Linked DNA regions of Mus musculus: regions 2 and 3 are each linked to region 1. A link is a loop called in an ENCODE intact Hi-C map of the cell type or tissue named here. Cell type or tissue: heart. All regions are shown on one strand. Links, peaks and the distances in the headings refer to the core of each region. The heading gives the core; the rest is flanking DNA. Region 1 holds the start of S100pbp (S100P binding protein). Region 2 holds the start of Ak2 (adenylate kinase 2). Region 3 holds the start of Rnf19b (ring finger protein 19B).

Evidence for each region. Peaks named below come from ENCODE experiments on the same cell type or tissue, not always from the same donor. Only the 100,000 strongest peaks of a DNase experiment are listed, where the experiment ranks them.
Region 2: it touches region 1 in a loop (3-fold over the local background); 1 of 42 quality-filtered maps calls a loop at or near these places.
Region 3: a loop joins it to region 1, with 2.8 times the contacts of the local background. A loop is called at or near these places in 1 of 42 quality-filtered maps.

What each region holds. Positions count from the first base shown.
Region 1 is chr4:129,185,160-129,191,252 of GRCm38, reverse strand. S100pbp (S100P binding protein) reads left to right here and starts at 1,674. Exons shown (of 7, transcript NM_001379590.1): 1 at 1,674-1,711. Yars (tyrosyl-tRNA synthetase) reads right to left here and starts at 1,350. Exons shown (of 13, transcript NM_134151.5): 1 at 1,181-1,350. The coding sequence starts at 1,237. In heart, for the core only: no CTCF peak of the experiment used is centred there; a DNase peak (open chromatin) is centred at 1,512; H3K4me3 peaks cover 3,228 bases; H3K27ac peaks cover 2,800 bases.
Region 2 is chr4:128,990,181-128,996,273 of GRCm38, reverse strand. It overlaps Ak2 (adenylate kinase 2), which reads right to left and starts at 3,050. Exons shown (of 7, transcript NM_016895.4): 1 at 2,838-3,050. The coding sequence starts at 2,930. In heart, for the core only: no CTCF peak of the experiment used is centred there; a DNase peak (open chromatin) is centred at 3,133; H3K4me3 peaks cover 1,995 bases; H3K27ac peaks cover 1,867 bases.
Region 3 is chr4:129,054,880-129,060,972 of GRCm38, reverse strand. It overlaps Rnf19b (ring finger protein 19B), which reads right to left and starts at 2,829. Exons shown (of 9, transcript NM_029219.2): 1 at 2,077-2,829. The coding sequence starts at 2,702. 1700086P04Rik (a long non-coding RNA gene) reads left to right here and starts at 2,820. Exons shown (of 2, transcript XR_868180.3): 1 at 2,820-3,185. In heart, for the core only: no CTCF peak of the experiment used is centred there; DNase peaks (open chromatin) are centred at 1,592, 2,192 and 2,882; H3K4me3 peaks cover 2,299 bases; H3K27ac peaks cover 1,867 bases.

The sequences.
Region 1 (6,093 bases), core at 1-4,000:
CCCTTCGAAGAGGTGAATGAATGTTCTTAGTGACAGGGTCTCTGTATAGAGCTCTACCTAGCCAGGAACTCATTATGTAAACAAGGCTGGCCTCCAAATTGCAGCCACCCCCCTGTCTCTGACTCTCAGGTATTAAGATTACAGGTAGCATGTACCACCACACCCAGGATAGGTAAATTTAAAAAAAAAAATAGCTTGGTGGTGCAACCGCCCTTAGCGTAATTCTAGTCCAGTCTTTATCTGGCTTGTAAAACAAAGTTTACAAGCCCCTCATGACTTGGCTCCTACCTGTCTCTCCTTAGAGAACATGTCAAAGGACAGCAATAGGTTCTGTGGAGGAACATCAGAGGCACGGGCAGGCAGGGATGGAAACGGTTCTGTTGGCAGGGAGTTGTGGTGGCCGAGCAGTACTGTGCTTGCTTTATTCCATTTAAATCAGTGTCCTTGGACAAAGGGTGTGTGAGGGCACTGAAGGCTGAGTCCAGGGCCTTACTCATGCTTTACCACGGAGCTGAGCCTAGCCTTCTCCCTGTTCTACAATATTCTTGCTTCCCCTTGGGTCTTCCCTGTCTGAAATGCAGTTCTCAGCGCCCGCGTGTACACAACACACACACACACACACACACACACACACACGCCAGAAGAGGACGTCAGATCCCCTGATACAGGCCGTACCGAATAACCTGACATGGGTGCTGGGAACTGAAAACGGGTCTTCTGTAAGAGCAGTACTTTCTTTCCATTTCAGAGCCATCTCTTCGGCCAGCTCGCCCCTTATTTCTTTTCAGAACTTCAGTCATAGGAACTTTCAGTACGTGTTTTATTTGGGTTATAGGTCCTTTTAAATTTCCGGTTCTCTCCGCCAGAGTCCTGGAAAGACATGGCCCTGACTCCCTAGAGCCTAGCAGTGCTCCCGGCATGGAATAGGATGGGTGGAATGAGGTTCCCAGCCCCAGGAATGGCTGGAGCACAAGCTACGTGCACACAAAGGGTGAGCCCACTGGAGTTTCTCTTGCACCCTGAGAATGGCTGCTTGACTGATCAACTAGCAGAGAGGGCCGTAGAGCCGCCCAGGCGCGGAGACCGCGGCCCCACTCGTTTAGGGATTGGCATCGGGAATCATGGGACTTCAAATTCTCGGTACCCAACGGCGCATCCCAACCCCCCACCAAGGCCTGACCTGCAGGTTCCGGGTGATAAGATGCAGCTTCTCCTCAGGGCTTGGAGCATCACCCATGGCTCCGCTGTCTCTGTTTCCCGCGCTCAGCCGGCACCCGCGCCCTTTCCTCGTTCGCCGTCGTCTCCGCGTGCCGGGAACTGTCACGCTAGTCCCGTCGGGTTGCATCAGCTGAGCTCGTCGCTCCGCTTGCTAGGCCTAGATTCTGTCTGTCCCCTCCTCTCCCCGAGCATCCCCGAGTCAGGAGCAGCAGAGAGTCGAAAGAATCGATGAAACAGGAAGGGGCGGAACCATCCAAAAAAAAAAAAACCAAAACAGTGTAGGTGGAGCTGGGGGGCGGGGTTAGGAAGGCCGCCCATGACGCACCCTCTCAGGGGCGGGGCGGTTTCCTGCCAATCACTGCTTGCTTGCCCTCCCCCTGGTGTTGGCCCCGCTGCCTCGGGGTGGGGGAGGTCGTGAAGGGGGCGATAAAATGGCGCAGGGGGCGGAGTGAGGTGCTGCCGCTCGCCCAGGCTTTTGGCCCGGCTTCCGGAGGTGAAGAGCGGGCGGGACGTAAGGGTCGGCGCCCGTCGTCTAGGCGAGGGGTCGGGGGGGAGGGGGCGGGCCGCCTGTTGCTTCTCCACAGGGCCGCGTTCTTCGTCTTGCCCCCGTGAGGAGTAGGGAAGCTCGTCTCGCTGAGGGAAGGGCTGCTTCTCGCGCCAGAGGTGATGGCGGGCGGGGAGGTTGTCCCTGCCCCCCACCTCCACATCCGTGGGCGAGTGACGCCCCTCATCCCGCTGAGGAAAAGGGAGCTGTCAGGTCCTCGGGCCGCCGGCCCTGCCAGTGGGGGCGGGGGGGGGGGTCTTCCTCTCCCGGTGCCTGCCTTCCCCGCGGGAGGCTGTTGCTAGGGAGAGCGGGGATGGCGGGCTTCCCGCGGGGCGTCGTGGCGGGAGAGGGCGACCCACTCCGGGCGACCGCGGGCCGCAGCCTGCCGAGATGTGGCAGTCAGCGTCTGTCCCCTGAGGTCGGGTGCCCTGGCGGAGCCCGCGGGGGGACCTGGGTCGCCCCTGGGGGGAGGGGCGCGGAGGGAACACGCGCTCCTCCCGCTATCCGCGGGGAGGCGAGGACTCGCTCTCCCGAGTGGGAGGAGGAGGGAAGTGCAGAGGCCCTGGGCGCGGCGGGCGGGCGGGTAGTGTTCCCGACGGGGAGGCCCGCGGGCATCCTCGCAAGGTATCCCTGGGCCACCGTTGCTGGGTTTCATCCAGGGCCGCAGGGAATGCTGCAGACACCTAAGGTGAGCCCTTCTTCAGAGGGCCACCAAATGAGGACGGAGTTCACCGGCTGCCCTCATTTTTTGTTTTTTGTCCTCCCCCCCCCACCCCCCCGTGGTTGTTAAGAGCCCCAGGCTTTAATAGACTATTCTTGTAAAAGAAACCTGTTGCTTCAGTTTAGAAAAATCTGCTGCCTGGGCCTGTGTGGGAATTCTTGGCTCCCTAGTCTGGGGGAATTGTTACCTAAAGCAGAGATTTCCAGACCGGTTATCTTTCCATTTTACCTTGTTTGCAGTTAGCCCAGAGGGAGTTGCAAATTCTTTCAGATAGTCAGTTCCCTTTGTTAAAAAAAAAAATTTTGGGAGGGGCTCATTTTGATGATACACCCTTTTTTGGTGGATGCTGTCTGCTTCACGGGTAGTGTATTTTGTTTAGGAGAGGTTGGAAATCAAAGGCCAATGAGGAGTACCCCTCCACCCCCTTTTGCAAAATCCTTGCTTTTGGTCCTGCATATCAGACCCAGTTGGGTAGTGGTTTTGGTTTTAGAGTCCTGAACTAGGTAGGATGTGTAGTATACATTTGGCATTGGCGTTTTACTGTCCTGAATAGAATGAGGCTTTGTGCACGAAGCCAATAGGCAATAGGTTTTTTGAGGTAAGATAAAAATAGATGGGGGAACCAGTTTCTGAGGTTGCAACCAGGAGGTTAGAGAACAGAGAGGGGGTGGTACACTAAAGTGTGAAGACGGGGGTGGACAGGTGAGGGAAGTAGAAGGACAGAATAGGGTCACACAGAGATGTGGAGCAGAATTAAGAGAATTTAGAAATAGGAAAATATTCCTCCCTGAAAAATAAGCGTCCATGTTTGAAAGATTTACCAGGCAAGTGCCAAGAATGGCAGGTGATGTAGCATTCGAGAGGGGGGATTGTGACACTTAAGAGGTTCACGATGTTTATTATTAACATAATATTATTCTGTGGATTATGATTTTTTTTTTTTTTTTGAGACAGGGTCTTACTGTGTACCACTAGCCAGGAACTTGCAGTGTAGACCAGGCTGGCCTAGAATGCTGAGATGCACCCAACTCTGTCTCCTCTAGGTGCTGGGATGAAAGGCAAATGTCTCCATGCCTTGCCATATTGAAGGCTTCCCTCCCTTGAAAATTCAAGTTGACTTTATGTCAAACCCCTCCTTTTCCCTCCCACCTTTGTCCTGTGTAGCCCCTATGGTTTGGAACTTGAGATGAAGCCTCAGGTAGCCTTGAACGCCTCATCCTCTTGCCTCCCCCACCAACATTCTGGAAATACAGACAAGTGAGCGCCAGTGTGTCTGCCTTTTTCAGATGAGTGTTCTCATTTATATTGAAGTTCAGAGACTTAAATGAATTGCCGAGGTCATTGAATTTTAGCCCAGTGCCTCTAATACAAGCTACTTCATGGGCCATTAATTTAAAGAATTTACCTGATATTTCAGTTACCCATCCAGTCTAGTCCTAAATTAGTTTACTGACAATATGGTTAAGTGCTTCACTAAGTAGATCATACTAAATAATTCCTAAATCGAGTCTGGGGAAGATTCTTGCCAGTTTAGCCTTTTTTCCTATCATTCTTGTGCTTAAGGCTCTTCCGGTGAGATGGATGTAGGTGGTGGGATGAAATAACCATAGCTGGTGGACTAAGTGCCTTATGTTCATGTCTTTCTTAGTATTTATAATAACCTCATGAGACTAATGGACTGTGAGGTTTCCTGTTTTATAGGTGGAGAATTTTCATTACACCTACTTTATAGGTGTGTTTGGTACATCTTTCTCACTGGCTTTATAACTTCATTTTTGTTGTGGTTTGCTTTTTGAGACAGGGTCTCACTGTGTTGCCCAGACTGGCCGGGAACTGACAGTGTAGGCCAGGCAGGCATTGAACTCACAGAGATCCACCTGTCTCTGCCAGTTGACTGATAGGATTAAATGTGTATGTCATCACATCCACCTAGGCCAGCCTGGTCTACATAGTGAGTACCAAGCCAATCAGGGAGACATAGTGAGACTACTCAAAATCCAAACTTTTTTTTTTTTTTTAAAACAATTTGTGTATCTGTGTGTATGGTGTGCAAGCTTTTGTGCATGTGTATCGTGTGGAAGTGGAGGTCTGAGATGAGTCAATTCTTTCCTTCTATCTTTTTTTTGTTTTTCTTTTTGGTTTTTTGAGACAGGGTTTCTCTGCATAGCCCTAACTGTCCTGGAACTCTCTTTGTAGACCAGGCTGGCCTTGAACTCAGATATCCGCCTACCTCTGCCTCCCAAGTGCTGGGACTAAAGGCGTGTACCACCATGCCCGGCTCTTTCTATCTTTATATGGGTACTAGAGAGTAAATTCAGATGTCCAGGCTTGTGGTCCTTTCCTCACTGAGACAGCTAGCCATTTTCTAAGAGTGTTGTTTTATTAGATATTTCAAACAGAAAATTAAGCAAGGTAGCATAATAATAATAATTACCATTATACTTACTTTCCAGGTTTATAGTCTACCTCTACTGATTTAAAAAAAAAATCCAGGTATACTACCTGTAGTTCTAGGACTTGTGAGGCTAACAAGGAGGGAGAGTCAGGACATCCTTGGCTATATAGCAAATTTCAGGATAGCCTGGGCTACATGAGACCTTGACTCATTACAATACCAAAACATTACAGATAGACCGAAGCTATTCATTTCTCCTTGCCACTACCAGAAGTTATTGCTATCCTGAATTTGGTGTTTTTTATTTTTTAAATATTTTTTATAATTTTGTGATTTCTATATATCATAGAAACTTTTTTTTTAACAGATAATTACAGTAGGGAAAAGGTAGGAAATCTTTAGAAGATATATCAGCCTGTTGCATTTTATGGGCCTTATTTAAGTGATGGCTTGTTTGTTTTCCTCAAGCCTGAAAAATATGACAAGATAATTGGAAAATTGAGCAGGAGTTTAAATTATTTATTTTCCTTTTTTATGTGTGTAGATGTTTTGCCTGCTTGTATGTCTGAACATGTTACAGTAGATTGAACCACCATGTGGGTACTGGGAATGGTGCCTAGGCCCCCAGAAGAGCAGCCAGTGCTTTTAACCATTACGCCACTTCTCCAGCCCCTGAGCAGGATATTTTAGGATAAGGAATTTTATAATTAAAACGGTGTGATACCTGAGATTTATTTCAAAATAATTTATTAAAGGAGAGAAGGCTGGAATAAGAGATTAGCAGTGGGGTTGGTGGGGGAGAGGGCTAAGTGGTGGCCATGGGAGTTAAGTTATGTTACTTACAAGCTTTTTGTTTGTTTGTTTGTTTGAGACAAGGTTTCTCTCTATAGCCCTGGCTGTCCTGGAACTCTCTGTGTAGACCAGGCTGTCCTGGAACTCTCTGTGTAGACCAGGCTGTCCTGGAACTCTCAGAGAGTCACATGACTTTGCCTCCTGAGTGCTACTGAGTGCTGAATACTGCTGTGCCAGGCTTGTTTCAATTAAAAAGAATTTTTGAAAAAATTATCTTGAAATTCAGGAACTAAAGTTGCAAAGAGAATGGGTTGTATGAGTTAAAATGTCTTTGTCTCTTTGTGTATATGAACGTGATATTGTTTTTGATGCTTTTGCCACTTGGGACATTATGAGAGGAGCTCATTGTGTGTCTCTGGATGA
Region 2 (6,093 bases), core at 1,436-5,435, 200 kb after region 1:
AAATTCCCAGAAAAGGAACAATATTCTCAGGACAAGTTTCTTCCCCAAAACTATACCATAAAGAAATGGAACAGGGCAGGCAGGCGAGATGGCTCGGCACCCATACCAAGCCTGGTGTCTTGAGTTCAACACGAGGGAGCCACGTGGTGGAAGGGGAGAAATGAGGGAAAGTTGTCCTTTGGCCTCCACATGTGCACTCACACATCACACACCCTTGCACACAGGCTGAACACTCGTTTTTAAAGGCTAGGAAAAAACAAACCAGAAAGACTTAAAATTATGTGTGAGACTGATAGAAATTTGAACATTATTATTATTATTATTATTATTAAAATCTGTTAACAGTTTTAGGGGCTATTGAACTTATATATTTTTAAAAAGATTTTGTTGTAGAGATACTAAAATATATTATAAAACAGCTATGGAGCCTGGAGCTCCTTTAGTATAACCTGTAGGGAGTGTGGATGGGAAAGCGATGGCCGCCATCAGCTGAGGATTACCAGGGCCTATTATGCCACTCTTGTGCTCCCTGTGGTACTGACGACTCGAGCTCACACAGCTGGGTAAATGAACTGCCAGCGAACAGATTCTCAGCCCTGCTAATTTGCAGCTCAGGCTGATTTCAATCTTAGCCCAGCTAGGACTTGAACCTGTGAGGCTCCCACAGTAGCTAAGCTTGTGCCTAGCCTCTTCTGTGTATTTAAAACTTACAATGGAGAGTTTGTGTGTGGGGTGTGTCCAGGCAGAGCGTTCTTCTAGGCTACCACTCTGTGGGCTTTGTGTGAACTTTTGTTCCGCACTACGAAGCTACAACTACCGGTGTTTTTATGGCTCCTGATAAGGAAAGGGAAGCGGACGGAGGTTAAGCGAGTGCCCTGTATTTTCTGAAGTCCCAGCTCTTAGTTTTGTGTTCTCAGATACAGGGTCTCACTCTGTAGCCAGGCCAGCCTTTAAACTTTAGCTGGGCTATCATCAAATTTGACTTTAGTCTCCTCCTGCCTAAGTCACTGGGACTACAGACAGACATGAGCATCCATATTCATCCTTCAAGCCAAACTTCTAATCATTGCACAAAGCCGTCTTGGACCAACTTCCATGATTCTCGCACTGCCTTCCATGAGCCCACGGCACATGGTCCTCCCAGATCTGAATGAATCAGCTTCATGCTGCTGCACTACACCTGAGCTGGGGGCAGAGAGAGATGCCACTGAGTGGTCAGCGTTCACAGCTGTCACGCGCCCTGCCACCAGCTAGGAATGTGTGGGTGCTCTCAATATAAAAGCCATCATCTTCCAATGTCTTTGTAAGCTTTACATTTTCTAGGTAGAAACACTGAGAAGTTACATACATAGCGTTCTACATGCACAGATATACACACATATACGTAGACTGTACAGCCCGAGATGCTGATCTGCTTGCCAAAATACTGAGAACTTGGCAAACAGAACAGGTGACGTGGGTACACAGGTGACATAGGTACACAGGTGACATGGGTTCACAGGTAAAGTAGCTTGCCGTCAAGTCTGACGGTCCGAGTTCGATCCCTGGGCTCCACATGGTAGAAAAAAGAAAATGATTCCAGCAAGTTGCACTCTGACCTCCACGTATGCATCACGGCACGCATGTCCCCACACACTCTTTCTCTACGTCCCTGCGCACACACACACACACACACACACTCTCCCACCTTATGTGTGACAGAGAGAGAGAGAAGGAGGGAGGGAGACGGAGGGAGACAGAGGGGAGGTATCTTTAAAAACATAACAATAAACTCAGCAGTGCTGTGAAGAGGGAGGACAGCACTCATTTGCTTGGGAACGCAACCTTGAAAGAATTCCCTCTTTAGAGCATAGTGATCATCAAAGCTTGGGGTCTGATGGGGAGGTAGAGTTGAGGGGTGGGTGGTTGTGGCCAAAGGCTGGGCAAGAAAGTGACACCAACGGCCCACCATATGAGCTTCCAAGCCCTACGTGCCAGCATAAATCCCAGCCCTGATCTATGGCCCAGATGCCAAGCAAGGGAGGCTCTGCAGTGGGGCAGAAGGCAATCCTTGAGGCCTCTGTGAAACCGATTTCACTAACTTTGAAAAGTCACTGGACCTCTACACCTGTTTTCTTACCTGTTGATCTAGCACGTTAGCGGCCCTCAATTGCTCAATTACAACCATCAGAGCCATCTCATGCTGCTCCATGAGCACTCCCTGCCCCACTCACAACCCCCCATGATGCCCGTGGCTTATGAACCGAATCTATACATTCACCTCCAGTTTTCTGGCCAGCTGGAAAGGTTTTCTCCCATCCCCCCACCCCCAACAACACTGGTGGCTCCCGCGGCTCATGCCTCACTCTTGGCAGAACGCCTCGATAGGCATACACCAGTAACCACTCTGCCCCACGTGGAGACTTCTTAGTACCCCTAATCATTAGCCATTAAAAAAATTAAAAGTTTCACCCCCTTATGCCTAGAAATTATCCCTGACTCAGGGCAATACGCTCTCAACTCCGAGGGCGACTTGGTCACAAAGCTTTCTCCCATTCGGGCCTGTGATCCAGAGCTTCAGCCTGGGGGATCGCCCTGCCTTTCACAATTTTCAAGTAACAGTCCCTGGATGCCCTAACACGATCCTGGGTTCCCCCAAGAACCTCCACCCAGCCTCCCCCTTACTGCGACTGGGACCCTCCCCTAAACACCGCGCCACAACTGGAGACCCCGCGAGGGTCCCTGCAGGCCAGGGCTCACCACCCAGCTCCGGGGCGGGAAAGGAGCTTCCGGCTCTCCGACCGCCCTGACCTTGTAGCTTCTCGGGCTCCACCGCCCGACACGGAACCGACACTCACCTGCGTCCCCTTGCCAGCCCCGGGCGGCCCCAGCAACACGGCCCGGATGCCCTTCGGAATCTCCGGTTCGGAAGCCAACACGTTGGGAGCCATGTCTTCCAAAGCTTCACTCCAACAGCCAGCCGCACACCTCACAGGTCTAGCGCTTCCAGGCCAGCGTACATCCTACTCCGGGCTCACACTGGTCGCTCGCCGCATCCGTCAACCCTCTCTACCCGCCCCCGAACTTGACGGGCACTTTCATTTACCAATCGTACGACGAGACTAAGAAAATTCTGTTTCCGATTGGGCAGAATTGGGAACGAGGAAGAGGCGGGCCAGCCTGGGAAGAGCTGGGGCAACAGAGCGCGTGCGGCTCTCGGCTGGTGTATGGAGTGGGCGGGAAAAACGAGAAGGAAGCCTGGAGCGGGTGAAGTTCTAGTTTGGCCTTTGACAGTTAATAACTCCAGAGTCTCTGTTTGAGCCCCGTAAAATTGCCTGTGAGAGTGTAAGTGGGTAAAATCACTCCCAGGAAACAAATTGGCAATAACGTAACCTTTGGACCAGTAATTCCACTTCCAAGAATTCAAAGGCAGAAACAAGGAATATGTAATGAGTTCCTGACAAAGATGTTGATGTCTAATAATAAGATTGGTTAAGTAAATTCCAACAAGTTTGTAATCTGACACCCTCTCCCTCCAGAACACCCCCATTGAACAGCACCATAACTTTGGCTATTTGGGAAGATCACATTTAAAGCTTGTCAAGGCCACGACGGTGAATTCAAGGCCAGCCTGGGCAGTTTAATGAGACCTTGTCCCAAAATGAAAATGAAGATAGCTGGGGCTGGCTATAGTACAGAGACAGAAGTTTTGGGCTCAATCCCCAGGACTGTAAAAATAAAACACATATGCATATATGAACACAGACAACCTTCCTGACTTTTAAGTCAGCAGAAAGACAGTTTTTATCCAGAGAGATGAGCCTGTCTTGAACAAGGCAATGATGTCGCCAGCTTTTAGGTGTGTCAAAGTTTCATCCTGTCCCAAAGGAGCCTTTCTCAACTGTAAGTGCAAGTGTGATTAGGAAACCATTCTTGCCCCACAGGCACAGTGCAACCATTTTCTACACCCTAGTGGTAAATGATGTTAACCAGCTAGCCAGATGGCTCAGCTAGTATAGACACTTGCCACCAAACTCTGAGGACCTGCGTTTGATTAACAAGACCCCACCCCCAATGAAAGAAAGAAGAGAACCAACTCCCACAGGTTGTCCACCGAGCTCCACATGTGTGCTGTGGTACACATATCTGCGCGTACATATATGTTCACACACAGAAAATAAGAAATAAATTCAAATGAAAAAAGAGAAACTAACATTCATACTTCTTGCTCATCCTGGATTTTCATGGGAGCCAGCTTGATCTGGTTGGGTTCTCTTAGTGGCCTTGAAGGAAGCAGGGGTTTATTGTGTCCTTTTTAAGACCGGAAGCGGAAGTAAGAGCTGATCACTATATAATTACATGGTCACAGGATTACAAGTAACACTGTGAACTAAGGGGCAGGGCAAAGTTCAGTCACTGGTGTCTAGCACTCAAGTGTGAGGGCCTGCGTTCTGGTGCCCGGCACTCAGGTAACGTCAGCAACTGTTTACAACCCCAGCCCTGAGGAGGTAGAGATCGGCAGACTCTTGGAGCTCACTGAGCAGAAAGCCTAGCCTAATGAGTGAGCTTCAGATACAATGGAAGGCCTGTAGAGAGAATCGATGTGTACTGTGTGGAAGCATCACCTGCCAATCAAAAGCAGATGGCCCTTTAACAAAAGGCAGGAAGTAGAAGATGGGAGTTCCGGGAAAGAGATGGGAACTCTGGGTGATAGTCAGAGGTGGAAGATGCTTGGCCCAGACTCTGGGCTCATGAGACTGAGAAGAAAGTAGCCATGTGGCTGAACTCAGAAGCGTTTAAATGGGTTGGGTAAGTGACAGGCTAGTCAGGGGACAAGCTAAAGCTATGGCCTAGGCAATTATTCATAAACAAAGAAGCCTCCGAGTAGTTATTCAGGAACTGGGGTACAGGTGGGAAAGCCCACGGCTACAGAAACCTTGTCTTGTCTCAAAAGAGAAGGTAGAGGGGCAGGAGAGATGATTCAGGGGTTAAGAGCACTGGGTGTTGGTTTGGCTCTCGACATCCACATGGGAAGTCACAACCCTTTGTAACTCCAGTTCCGGAGATCTGATGCAGTTCTTTCCTACCCTCAAAGGCACCAGGCACACGTGCAGTGCACATACACATGTACATGCAGACAAAACACTCACACATATAAGGTAAAATAAATAAATCTAGAAACAAAAGGTAGAGAGAAATAAGCAGAAGACACCAGAAGTCAACCTCTGGTCTTTCTACCAATGTGCATACACATACACACCTGCACTCACATGTGCACACACATCCATGGTCAGGGACAAGAGAGACCAGAAACCAGGTACAGTAATGCAGGCCTATGATTCTAGCATTTGGGAAGCTGAGGAGGAAATTCAAGGCCATTTTGGGCCATGTAGCAAATTCAAAGCCAGCCTGGTCTATATGAGACCCTATCTCAAAGACGGCAAAACAAGCAAGCAACACAAAACAGTGGGGGGGGGGGGTCATGAGCTAATACCCCAGAAAGCACAGGGTTCAGAGGAGCGAGCACATTTTGTCTGGGAGAACCTTCTGGGTGGGCAAATCCCATGTTATCATCCCCTCCCACTGGTGACGACGAACCCCTGTTCTCATTCTGACCAGTCATGGGCTCCCTTAACCCCGGAATGGAAAGTAACTAAGGTTACATATAAGTATTACAAAATGTAAGACTTGTTTATTTTTTTTAAAGATTTATTTATCTATTTTATGTACATGACTGCTCTATTGCACGTCTGCCTGCAAGCCAGAAGAAGACAACTGATCTCATTACAGATGGTTGTGAGTCACCATGTGGTGGCTGGGATTTGAACTCAGGACCTCCGGAAGAGCAGTCAGTGCTCTTAATTGCTGAGCCATCTCTCCAATCCCTATTCATTTATTTTTGACTTTTTTTTGGGGGTGAGGGGGGATAGTCTCAAGTATCCCAGGCTGGCCTTTAACTGGCTATAAGCTGAGAGTGACCTTGAACTCCTGATCCTCCTGTCTTAAACTGCCAGGTCTGTTTTCATGCACTGCTGGGGACCGAACCTAGGGTTTCAGGGATGTTACACAAACATTCTATCAATTGAATGACATCCCCAGCTCTATTATAAAATA
Region 3 (6,093 bases), core at 1,268-5,267, 130 kb after region 1:
AAAATATTATTGGCTTTGGAAGTAAGACTATTCCGACACTGGTCTGCTTCACTGCCTACCAGTTTGTTGTTGTATCACCCTGAACAAAGTATTTAATTTCATGAAATGCCAGTTTCCTCATTTATAAAACTATCAAATCAATGTCCTATCGCTGTGAAGATCAAAATCTGCATGCCTGGCACAAAGGCACCTCGGTGCTGGTTTGCTTTCTTTCCCTAAATTTTATTTTCTTTAAATACATAGATACTGACAAAAAGTGTGCATATATAATTGTTAGTCTGACTAATTAAAACAGAATATGACAGAATCTCAAAACAACAAAAACAAAACTCAAAACCACACACACAAACTCAGAATCGGATGAGCCCACCCTAAATCCTGCTAAATTAAGAAGACTCAAGTAACTCTAAAAACCACTCATGGTTCTTTATATTTCTTGTCAAGCTTTTATATTAATTTCTGTCCATTTATGCTGATGTGAGTGAAGATACAGGTTGACTTTAAAAAACCAATTGGGGAGCTTTCCCCAAAAGATGATCAGGGAAGTCACATTTCATTGTTAAAATTCAAATAAACTCTCATTTCTAAATAAGGAGTTAATACACTATTATGCAATTAATCAGGTAGTGCTTTCCTAAACTACTATCCCTTTGGTTCAGAAAATAGACTAAAAAGAGTATCAGCAAAACTTGAATATTCTATAAATTAACCTCTCAAAAGCCAGTAAGACCACCAGACACAAGCAGACCTTTTCAGATGGCCACGAGGCCCTTCCTGGTATTCGATAAACAGAAAGTGAAAGCCATCTGGGTACCTTTGACCACATCTCCGAGTAATTTAGAAACTCAGTGAGGTTAAACACACCCACTTCCCAACAAGTCTGGCACTTCTGAGTACACAGTTCCTTCTGAAGGGGAGACAAATGGCAGCATCCTGGAATCTCAGCTCAGCCTTGATACACAGGCTACAATTAAAAGCCTTTAAATCCTTTGAAGCAAGGGTTCACATACCTTTTTACTAGCATTACCTTTACACTAGGCGCTGCAAGTGCCCGAGAGTCTTCTGCCCCCAAAACATGACACACAAGAATATAATTAATCTGTCCAAGGTCACAGAACAGGTAATGGCAGTCTGACTCCCCATCACACTGAAGAGCCCCTTCTTGGCTGCATTTGACCATTCATATATTGGAATGATAGAGACAACCAAGTTTTTTGTTTTGTTTTGTTTTAAAGAAAGGGGGTGGAGGACCTCCACTGAAAGCTTCAGACAGAGAAATCAGTAATTCCTGCTCTAAAGAGTATTTTAACTCACTGACCTTTGAAATCAAGCATACATGGAACATTAAAAAGACTGTCATACAGATTTCAAGACTGAAAAGGTAGGCAAACACATTTTCTCACACCAGATCAACTTCTGGGTAGACACCGCCTCTGAGCCCTATTGATTTTTCTGGTCAAAAAGTCTGTTGTGACTTTGCCCTCGGCAGCACGTTAGGAACCACAAGGTGCCTGCCAGTGGCTTAGCACAGCACGCAGTGCCCAGGGTGCCCCTAGAGCTGTTAGTGAGCTGCCTTCTCTCATCATCTGCATCTCAACTTTCAGCAGCGGTTGTGTGGAAGAACACGCCTTCTGCAATGCTGCTGCTAAGTGCGCCCCTAGCCATATGGACACACCCCTCGGAAGCGCGGCCCCTTCAGTAGGACATTTTCATTCTCTCTCCTATAACAAATATTCCTTCTCAATCATTACGATAACACGCACATACACACACCTCTCCCTTCCTGGGCAAAGAGAAAGAAAACAAAACAAAACAAAAAAAACCCCTGCTCACCCGGATATTCTGACTTAATGGACAGTTCCCTTCTCTTAGCACTCAGCCACCACCTCAAGCCACCTCAAGCAAGTAGGTATAGGGTGCTGAGTGCCATCAGACCGGTTGCAAGGCTGGTCTGAGGGTCGGTTACTCGTGATCGTCCGTCCTCTACCTCCTGCTGGGCACCATCCTCTCCTCCCTCAAGGTGTGTGACACCCGTTGCACCCGGGACGACCCCCGCGGCCACGCCCCCGCGCTCACCCGCAGTCAGGGGCCGGACACCAGCGGCAGTCGGGGTCCGAGGCCAGGTACCGGCGCAGCATGAACTCTTCGTACTTGTGCATGAGCGGCGGGTCGGCCAGCAGCAGACGGATGTCGTGTGGGTTGAGCCGCTCGCTGCACTCGGGGCAGCTGATGGGCACGCGGCTCTCGCTGATCTCCAGGCGCAGGTAGTGGCGGAGGCAGTCCCGGCACGAGCGATGCGGGCAGCTGAGGAGGCGCGGGGCCCGCTCGGGCGGCAGGCGCACCAGGCACAGCGGGCACTCCACCTCCTCCGCGCCGCCGCCCTCCGCCGCCTCGTCCTCCTCCGGCCCGGCAGCCACGGCCTCCGCCTCAGCCTCGGCAGCGGGCTCGGAGGGCAGAGCTTCCACCGGCGGGGCCTGAGCCTCAACCGGGGCCGGAGCGGGCGGCGGCGGCGGCGGCGGCGCAGCCGGGGGCGGCGGTTCGGCCTGAGGCTTGGTCCGGGCGCGGCGGCCGCGGGCCGAGGCGGAGAAGACGCTGTGGAAGGTGAGGCGCCGGCGCCGGCCGCCGCTGCGGCACTTAGGGTCGGGGGCGGCCGCATGGAGCGAGGTGGAGCGCGGCGACTCGGAGTCCTTCTCGGAGCCCATGGCCCGCAGAGGCTGAGGAGCCAGGGGCGCCCAGCGCCGCCGTAGCTCCCGCCTCAGCGCCCCCTCCCAGCCGGCGCCCCGGCCGCCGCCGCCGCCGCCACCGCCTCGGCAGTCCTCCCAGAGACAGAAGCCGACCAGCCGCTACGAAGTGGTTATAAAGCCTCCGCCCCGCGCGCCGCGGGCAACTGCGCAGGCGCCGGCCTCAGACACCTCACAACCCGCGCGGCCCCGCGAGAGGAGCTGGGCGGGGCCTGGAGGGCGGGGCCTGCAGGCTGCGGCGAAGCCCCGCCTTCTGCGGTCAGGTGGTCCGGCGCAGCCATATTTTGCACAGGCTCCACCCTCCGTTCCTTGTCCAGGAGTCAGGGGTCTTCTTTTCAATGAGGATGCCTTCATTTCGTCTGTAAAAAGAAGACGAGCGTTGATCTGGTAGTGATTCCCGCCGATCCACCGCCCAACATTTCTGTTGATGCTAGCCATTAAGTGGTAAGGAATATAGTCACTCATTGAAGATCCTCAAAGTGAGCCGCACTTCTAGATAAGACAGGCAGGCTCCCCTATCTTCAAGAATGAGTCCAGAGTTTTCATTCTAGCATTTGCTGTTTTCTGTCAACTAGTGAACTTACTCCTAAGCTGTATCTCTCAGGTACTCTGGTTAGTCACTGTTGGTAGAAAGAGGCCCAACAATTTCGCTTCTAGAAATGGTTTCTTTCAGTCCCCCTTCCCCAGTTCCTCTAACAAAAGACCCTTAGGCTTGGTGATGAGAAAAGCAAATACCTTCAACAGCAGCAAAGCCAGGTCAGGATTAGATTTTGGCTTAGAGAAATGAGAGAGGGAGGCTTATGATAGAGAATTTTCTTTCCATGAAAAATATGTCCGAAGATCGACAGTTCAAGCTTCTGTCTTAAGCTCACCTCATTCTGCCATATTCCAAACGGTGGGAAGAAAAATGTCTTATTTTAAGAAGACTGCTTAGGAAGTTCTGCCCAGTTTTGCTTGAATCTCATTGGTTAAAACAATCATCTTGATGCATCTTTCTTTAAAGATAAAAACAGTGTCTTGTTATTAATAAGGAATGGCAGTGAAGGCTTACAGTGATTCACTTGTCTAGCATGCCTTAAGGAGATGGGGGTGGGGATCGTGCAATGTAGGAACAGATATGTGAACATAGTAAGTTGTTTGATTTTTTTTTCCTGGCCAATACTTAAAACCAGATCCGCAACTCTTTAAACTTTTGAGATTACAACAACACAGCAAACGAAGCCCATTGGAAGAAATGTCCGGTAATGAAAACTAAGAACAGGGTCTAGTGGCCTAAGAAGGTATGATGTCATAGATGATCAAGCAGGTGTGATGTCATAGATGCCAAGACAATTTGTTTGCAAGAGGAAGTGGTCAGCCGTCAATTGTGACAAATGCTGCCAAGAACCCAAGAAAGAGAAGGACAGAAAAATATGACGGCTGGAATTGACAACACCAGGACTTTGTGTGTGTGTGTGTGTGTGTGTGTGTGTGTGTGTGTGTGTGTGTGTGTGTAGGGCAGAAGGGTAGTTTTCCTTAAGAAGAAAAGAGGTTTAATGCTAGATAGCTAAAACACACTTCCGTGAACACGTCACCAGCTCCAGCTCTTGCTGGGTCTGTATGACACTCGGCTAGGCTCTGTCTGTCGTGTTAACAAATATTCTAAATAGCTCGATGGCTTTAACGCAGGACATATTTTCCCCACCCGTGGAAACCTGCCTTGATGGTTACTCTTTGCTATCAATTTGGTTGGATTTAGAATCACCACAAAGGCACATCTCTGCTTGTGTCCGTAAGAATGGTTTCCCAGTAGCTGAAATGAAGAAGGTGAATAGTGGCACCGTCCCATGGGCAGAGGTTCTGGGACTGAGTCGACAGGAGGACGAAGCTGAACACCAGCTCTCTCTCTCTGCTTCCTGACTATGGATACAATGTAAGCAGGACCTCCTGTGACCAAGATTCCTCCTCCATGACAGCCTGTCCACTCAAACTGAGAGCCAAAATCAACCCTCTCTGCTGCTGTTGCTTTTATCAACTGTTTGTCAGAGAGTCAAGGCCTGCCTTCTCCAAGCTAAGTTACTTACTTAAAAAATTCTTTTTTTTTTTTGAGACAAGTGTCCCACTATGGCAATTTCTGGCTGTTCTGGAACTCACTGTGTGGACCAGTCTGGCCCTGATCTAAGAGAGATGCTCCTGCCTCTGCCTCCCACAAGCTGGGATAAAAGTTGCGTGCTGTCACACCCAGTTGTTAACTTTTCTTTTACACTTAGAGATTCTCCAGACGCTCAGCTCCACATTCAGTTTGCCCCAACAAGAGAGAGAGGGCTGGAGGCTGTTCATCAACAACTAAACGCCTCAGTTTCTCACAGAACTGTTAGCCAGAAGTGGTCACACAGGCTCAGTCCAACTGCCAGAGAGGCTGGAGCAGGTAGGAGAAAGGAGAAAAATGTAGGCTGTGTCGCAGGCAACAATCTTTCTGCCACGACTGACAGGAGCAGCTGTCAGACTCTAGTTTGCTGTCTGGTGGGTAGTGGTGCATGCCTGTAACCCCCAGCAGTGGGAAGTCCAAGTTCAAGGCCAGCCTGGACTACGTGAGACTGTTGAAGCAAGAAAGCGAGTGAGTGAGGGAAAGAGGGAGGAGGGAAAGAAAGATAGAGGAAAAAAGATGTGAAAGAGAGTATAAAAAATGAATGAAAAGCATCCCAGCTTGTTGGGAAGTCCAAATGTTTGTCTGTCCTGGGCACAGACTCCCAAACAGAGTCAGGCTCAGTTCATCAGGGCCACTCCCAGGACTTGGGCAGAAAATGGACCTCTTCTAAACACCCCTGGGCTTTGCAGCAGCCCCATTTCCCAAAGGTTTTCTCTCCTGGATCATCACCCGTGAACAAAGAGACTAAGGCAAGTTCCTCCCACACCTTCTCTTTCTCCTTTAGAGACTAAGTAGTGACTCAGGTAGATGGCATGAGGGGAAATGGGTTTTCACTCATTTGGTTAATAGTCATTCTTTTTCCTTCACACAACTCTTTGCCAAAAGCTGGAGTCATAATAGAGACGGAGCACACAGTTTTCTGGGGGTTACACACAAGAAAGCAGGCCATTGGAACACTAGGTGACGAAGACACGCGCACAAAGGCTCTGACAGGTCAGTGGAGTGAGCCTGGTGCCAGAATTTGCTCGGGGCTTAGGGACTGATTTCACACAGAAGAGCTCCCGGGGCAAGCTCTCAGTGAGTAAGAGTGGACAAACCTGTCAGGGGAGGAAAGGAAAATTCCAAAGAGAGGAAGCCAGAAGGAAACACGTAGTGGGAAAGACAGAGGCACACTCAGTCCGAGGAAGCGCGAGCAGCGGGCGTGACTGGACAGAATATTTGAAA